Regions from separate parts of the Homo sapiens genome. Here region 1 is linked to region 2. The links are chromatin contacts, found by Hi-C in ENCODE. All regions are on one chromosome and are shown on one strand. The core of a region is the stretch at or near the end of the contact, and the rest is flanking DNA. Distances in the headings are between cores, read along the strand shown. Region 1 holds the start of PRKCH-AS1 (PRKCH antisense RNA 1). Region 2 holds the start of SIX6 (SIX homeobox 6).

Evidence for each region. A loop is a pair of places that touch in the nucleus more often than their neighbours do.
Region 1: a loop to region 2 is called in a map with no recorded cell type, with 4 times the contacts of the local background. The contact joins the promoter of PRKCH-AS1 here to the promoter of SIX6 in region 2. A Hi-C loop is called at or near these places in 1 of 37 single-sample maps with no recorded cell type.

The regions. Positions count from the first base shown.
Region 1 is chr14:61,321,100-61,324,276 of GRCh38, reverse strand. It overlaps PRKCH-AS1 (PRKCH antisense RNA 1), which reads left to right and starts at 1,459. Exons shown (of 5, transcript NR_186042.1): 1 at 1,459-1,742. PRKCH (protein kinase C eta) reads right to left here and starts at 2,698. Exons shown (of 14, transcript NM_006255.5): 1 at 1,813-2,698. The coding sequence starts at 2,175. RefSeq lists enhancers at 1,266-1,809, 1,810-2,354 and silencers at 2,316-2,485, 2,636-2,905.
Region 2 is chr14:60,507,153-60,510,502 of GRCh38, reverse strand. SIX6 (SIX homeobox 6) reads right to left here and starts at 1,357. Exons shown (of 2, transcript NM_007374.3): 1 at 533-1,357. The coding sequence starts at 1,104. It also overlaps a transcript of C14orf39 not described here.

The DNA.
Region 1 (3,177 bases), core at 210-2,709, 810 kb before region 2:
CTGAATATTCATCCAGTGGAACAATAAGCAGCTCTGTACATGCCACCTAGTCAGATAACGTGGATCTTCCTACACTTATGACACCAAGAAGTCCTCATCTTTTGGTCTTCATGTAGGCTGCAGGTTCTCCACCTCGACTGCATACTGGAATCACCTGGTGAGCCTAAAAGTACGGATGATGGGGTCCCACAGCCAGAGATTCCTATCTAGAATCTTTAAAAGTGGGGATTTTTTAAAGGTCCCTGGGTGATTCAAGTGGGAAGATTATGGTTGAGAAGGACGAGTCTAGGCTATCTCCAGGAAGAGATGCTTCTCATGGCCACTGGCCAATCTGCACCACCATAATTCAGAACCTAGTTCCTCTAGAGCTTTGCCCGACCTAACTCCTAATCAGACACTAATAGAACTCAACAATTCCATCTGGATGCCTACACTCACTTCTATTTCATTTCCAGAAATTCACAGGATAAATGTAAATATCTAACTGTATTTTAGCAATTCCTCTCTAGTCCCCACTTCTAAGTACCACAAAGTAAATTAGGCTGAAGGGAAATTAACTCAATATAATTTGACGATTAAGGTTAGTCATTATGGTTTTTGTACTTCTATTTAAAAGAAAGGAATAGCTCCACAAGCCATCTTTAATTTTAGAAAATATACGGTAAAATTACTAATTCCACAAAGTATAAAATAAATACCTAAATGAGCCTTCATCACCATCCATCTGATTTCACCACTTGTAAATTTCAAACATTTTCAATACTGATATTGGGTTCAAAACTGACTCCCTCCAGAACTTAAACTATTAAACTCCTGAGAGTCTTCAAATGGCGTACTCCACTTTGCCAAACCAGACTACTTTATTATAATTATCATTCCATCATCTCAAAGTGGGAACGATGACACCTGCATCACAAAGACAGTGTGAGGATTAGGCAGTAAAAGCATGTTAGCACCGTGTAGAGCGCTCTAGAAGTTTTAATTGATTTACAGCAGAAATTATGCCTCCTGGGAACTATGTGAAAAGCAGAGGCAAGGGGAGAGCTGCGGGTAGCTACACGTCAATACCCAGGAACACAGGCTGGTGATGGGGGGAGGGAAGACAGTTAACAACCTCCTGAGGAGTCCTTACAGCCTCTTCTCAGACCCATAGCAGCAGAAACCCACACTGCAGGACTCCCACCTCGGACTGACTAAGTTACTTGCAAGTATATGTAAATCTCATCTCCTTGGAAAAATGCTAAATAATAAAACTGCCAACGTGCAGACCCAGGCGCTCATTTCCCTGCCAGTGTAGCTCATGTACCTCTGGGATGTGCAAGCCGAAACACGTGTGCACGTCTGAGCGGCTGAACCAACATGTATCCATAAACATTATGAATAATACTCGCGAGAATGTACGGCTTTCTCCTAAGTAGCGCTTGAAGCACTTTACCCAAATCAAGTCCCTTTTGTATCACTCCTTCCCTGCCTTTCCTACCTATCACTCTCGTGCTGAAAGTTGGAGCTCCTTACCCAAAGACTGGGCGGAAAGGGTGACCGCCCTGGACCCCTGCCCGACTTCCCGTTAGGCCAAGCCGCTGTCCTGAAAGGGGATCGTGTCCAGGCCGGCTTCCTGGAGACACACCTGCGCCTGCACACACCCACCGCGGTCGCGTCACCAGTGCCGCGGCCACGTGGACGAAGACCAAAGTCTGGAGGGAATTCCCTCAGCCACAAAGCGATGGGAAAGCGGGACCCGGGTGAGTTTTGAAAAACATAAGGGGAACGGGGGTTGGGTGGACACAAAGGGAAGGGGTCACCGCTACTCACCCAACCCTCGAAGGTGTCCGAGGCGCCGGTCGTGCGCAGCAGCTCCTGGAACTGCAGGGTGCAGTTGGCCACGAAGTGGTCGTAGCCCAGGGGCGTCTCGTGGAAGACGGCCAACTCGAGGTGGCCGCCGTCGGTGACGTTAGCGCAAAACTCCTCGTTGTACGTGGGTTTGTTGGTCTTCTGCTTGGTGCTGGTCTGGCCCACGCGCACCTGGTCCACGCTCACCGTCAGATAGGGGTCCAGCAGCTGGTGGCCCTTCTTGAAGAGCGAGTGGCGCAGGGACCAGCGGGTGGGCTGCAGCCCCACTGCCTCACCGATGCGGACCCTCAAATAGCCATTGAACTTCATGGTGCCAGACGACATGCCGGCGCCGCTGCCCCGGCCCCGGGGGGCCGCGCTGCTTCGCAGCGGGAGAACCGGGAGTCCCGTCTCAGGCCAGCCCTCGGGACAGGTGCAGGAGTCGAGGCAGCCCTGGGGAAAGGCAGCGCCTAAGCGCCCCTCGACTGGCCATTCTGCCTCCTCCGTGGGACTTTTCCCTCCCCTCCTTCCCTCCCTCCCGAGGTGGAAAGGAGGGGAGCCCGCCGCCGAGCCCTCAGCGGGCCGGGGAAGCCCGACCGTCCCTTCCAAGCGCGCGGCGCCTCCCGGGGACTCGCGCAGGACTCGCCCCTTCTCCAGGGCCGGGCAGCTCCTCTCCCTGGAGAGCCGGACCTACCCGTCCGGTGAGCCCCAGCCCCAAGCGTCTCTTCCCCCGCCTCCTCTTGCTTCTCCTCCTGCCCCCGCCTCCGAAGGCTCACGCTCTCCCCCACTCGGCGAGCTTCAAACCAGGAAGCAGCTGCCGCCGCCGCATCCCCGGCGAGAACCTCGCACCGCCAGGTTCCAAGTTCACAGAACCCCCGCGTCCGCTCCCGCGCCTTCCGGACCCCAGGGGCGTGGCCCGCGGTCCGCGGCCCGGCCCTGCGGTGGGTGGATCCCCGCGCAAGCCCCCGGGAGGCCAGTGCCCGCTTGCGCCGCCCTGCGCGCCCTCCTTGTAGCGCTGGGTCTGGCCGTGCGCTGCGGGTTAGGGGCCACCCCGGGCGCAGGCCAAAAAGGAAAGGGTTCGTGGCCCAGCCCGAGCAAACACCTGAGGCGTGGTAGACTGACCTGGGGAGCGATGGAAGGTTGGGAGGACGCAGAGGAGGGCGCTCCAGCCAGGAACCCGCGCGGCGAGGAGTCGCCCGCCCCCTCTCTCCCAACCTCCCCGGTGGGCTGGTGACCCTGCAGGGCCATCCCCAAGAGGCCCTGGCCGGAGGCGGGGGCACGGCGGGGAGGTTCTTTTTCCTAATATTTACAGGGATGGCTCATCCCGGGGTCAGCTCGAACGCATCC
Region 2 (3,350 bases), core at 108-2,607:
GTTTTGAGACAAGAGTGGCAGGCAGCGCATGGGAAGAGGAAAACTCGACTTCCCATTTCTCAAAAGTCCATTGAAAACTGTTTTCAAAGCATTAGGGAGGGATATACCTGGGCTTTGAAAATGATAATTAACATGAAACCGACACATTGCTAATAAGCCAGGCTTCGATTAATAGTAGGAGCCTGTGCCCAGGCTGACAAGAATTAGCTTTGGGTCTTGGGGTCCCTAACTGTTTGTAGGATTTTAATTTTTTATTTCTCTTCCCCTCTCCGTCCCAGTGAAGCCTTGGTTTGGTGACCGGGACCAGCTGCTGCAGCTGCCCGCAGGCGTGGGGAGCCAGCGGGTGGGGAAGCAGAGCCGGCAAGGGAACTCCCGGCCAGGAGCCCAGAACGCAGGGCTCTTAACCCAAGACAGACCGCGCTCCCAACTCCTGCTGAATTGGAGTCGCCAGGGACTGGGTAAGGGCGCCAGAGGTGCCTCCACCCGCCTCCTCCCCGGTGCGCTCAAAGCGCGGAGGCCTCTAGGTACCGACCTGTTCTTGGCTGCAGCCGCTCGGTCCCTTTGTCGGCGGTTTTTGAACCAGTTGCCCACCTGCGTAGGGGTCAGTCCGGTTGCCTGGGCGAGCTCACGTTTTTTGCTGGGGTTAGGGTATGGATCCTGCAGGTACCACTCGCGTAGCAGGTGCCGCGTGCGCTCCTTGAAGCAGTGTGTCTTCTGTTCGCCGTCCCAAATGGTGCGCGGCAGCGGGAACTTCTTCCTTACTCGGTACTTGTCCACAGGTCCCAGGGGTCTTCCACGCAGCTTCTCAGCCTCCTGGTAGTGTGCTTCAAGCCACAGCGCCTGCAGCTTGGCGTGCGACTCCTTGGTGAACTTGTGGTTTTCCAGGATATGATAGAGCTCGCGGTAGTTGCCACCGTGAAAGGCCACGATGGCTCGTGCGCGTAGCACCGACTCATTCTTGTTGAGGGCCTCGCAGGCCGCAGGGGCCACGGGCAGCGACCAGAGGAAGCGACCCAGGCGCTCCACATCGCCGCTCTCTTCCAGGGTCTCACATACCCCGGCCACTTGCTGGGGGCTGAAATTCAAGATGGGCAGCTGGAACATCGAGGCAGTGCCGGCGGCGGCGAGGGCACTGAGCCCGGAGCGGGACACGCAGCAGATGCCCGCGGGCCTGGCTGAGTGTGCCAGGCGCTTGTTGATGAGGCGGATTGGGGCAGCGGGACACACTACCGGGTGGCGGCGGTGGCTCAACGGCCGGGAGCGGACGACCCCGACTGGAGGAGGTGCTGGCTCCGCGGCTTGGGGTTCGGGCTCGGCTCGGCTCAGGCACGCCGGCAGGCGAGCTGGCTCCGCTATTGGGGTGGGCGGATTGGCGGCGCGGGCGCCATGGAGACCCCCTGTCAGTCACCGGGTGGCTCTGCCAATCAAAGCTTGAATCAGCACGCCAGGACTATTTCAGCACCTCCCCGTGCTCGACAGCGCCCGCCGTTAGCTCCTGGACTTTTCTTCAGTATTTTGCAGAACCTGGAGGTTGAAAAGACATGCGAGTGTCTGGGAGAAAAAGAGAGGCGAGTGCGGCAGCGTTCACTACTCCTCCCTCCCCCACCCCGCTCTACCCCTCCCTCCCTTTTTCCCACCAAATAGGCAGTGATGCCACAGGAATTCAGGAATTCACTTTGGGGCGATGCGTTGTCTCGGTCGAGAGGTCTCCAGAGGACAAAGAGGACTGGGCCAAACTGAAATGCTCCGAGAATTCGCAAGTTTAGTTGTAACGAAACAGCAAACCTTGCGGTGGGAGCAGGAAGCCGGTGGGGGGAAGCGATCTTCTCATTTTTCCCAAGTACCCATCTCTGCATGCCTCCCTCTTCCCCTTTCCAGTTGCCAAAGCAGCTGAGTGGGAAGCAAATCTGGAGCAGCAGGAACAGGACCAGGGATCTGTAGAAGAGGTCAGTTTGAACTCTAGCCTTACTCCCTTCAAAGCCCACTAAAATAATTTTAAATGCCAACAAGGACATGTTCACGTCTGATAACGCAGATGCAGACCACGAAGTCAGACACTTTAAGAAAAGAAGGGTGGGCTGTAGGGACCTCCAAATAAAGGGGGAGAAATATACTTTCTCCCCCTCCCCCAGTTTAATGGACTTGAACAAAGTGCAGCATAGCCACATCTAGAGCCGAGAAGTCATTGGTAGGTCAGGACAGCAACTTAAAAGCTTATTTCCTAGATCTTTTTTAAAATATCGACTTAACTCCTTTCCTTGTAGGCTTATTTTGCCCCTACCTTGTGTTAGAACTTATACCTCTTGAGCTGGGGATAACAACTCTAACCTTGGCATTTTAGCTCAAAAACAATTCAGTAAAAATACAATACAGAAGGGCATCCACGACAATGCGGGGGCCCAGAAAGCACTTCCTAAGCCGCTGATTATTGACCCCTCCTGTAGTGAGGAAGGAGTGGCTTGGTGGCTCTGACTTTGGGCTAGTGGAGTGAATTGGCAACTTTTATTGATTCCCAATTGGCAGTCCACATCATACCATTTTCTGAGGCCTGGGTCAAAGAAACCATGATCTCATCTGGGCCTGTGGTAGGGGTTTGTTTAGTTTGAAGAAAATAACTGGTAGGGGGCTGTATAACAAAAACGCCAGGAAAACCGTTTTGGGGAGGTCCATCCCTAGACAGAAATCAGGTGAGAACGTTCACAGCCGAACTGGACTGGACCCGACTGTCTTTTCTTTAGTATCAAGTACAATTTGTATGCGGCTTGTACAGATCTGGTAAATCAGAAGGCAGATAGATAGCACAGATGGTTGGAGGTGTCGGGTCAGATCACGCCACGCCTGAGTGCAGGGCAAAGCTCGTTCTGACGGAAAACCCTGATATTATTTTCACAGATCTTCACAGTTCACTCGAAAAAAATAGCAGAGGGGAAGAAAAAAGCCCTGAAACCATTTACATCATTTCTGTGAGATTGCCAACCGCCTCAACGGAGAGGCTTTCTTTTCTAAGAGTTCATTTTCTTGAAATACGACAAGGCAGGGGCAAAATAAAGAGGGCGATGAAGATAATGACAAAGCATAAACCTTCTTTCCCTTGGAGCGACTTCCGAATCAGCCGGAAGGACAACTTTTAGAAAGAAACATCGGATACAAGGGCCCCGAACACGCAGGCGGAGGAGAATCCGCGGTGCAGAAAAAGAGGGCCTCGGTGGCCGGGCAGGGATGAAGCCGGACCCGGGAGGGCTGCGATCCCGGAGCTTCTGGCCAGGGGAGGAAAGCACCCCCTTGCTCCAGTTTGCAGAGGTTTATTTTCCCTCTCGGGGTGGTTACTTTGCCGGCTATTGCTCGCGAAA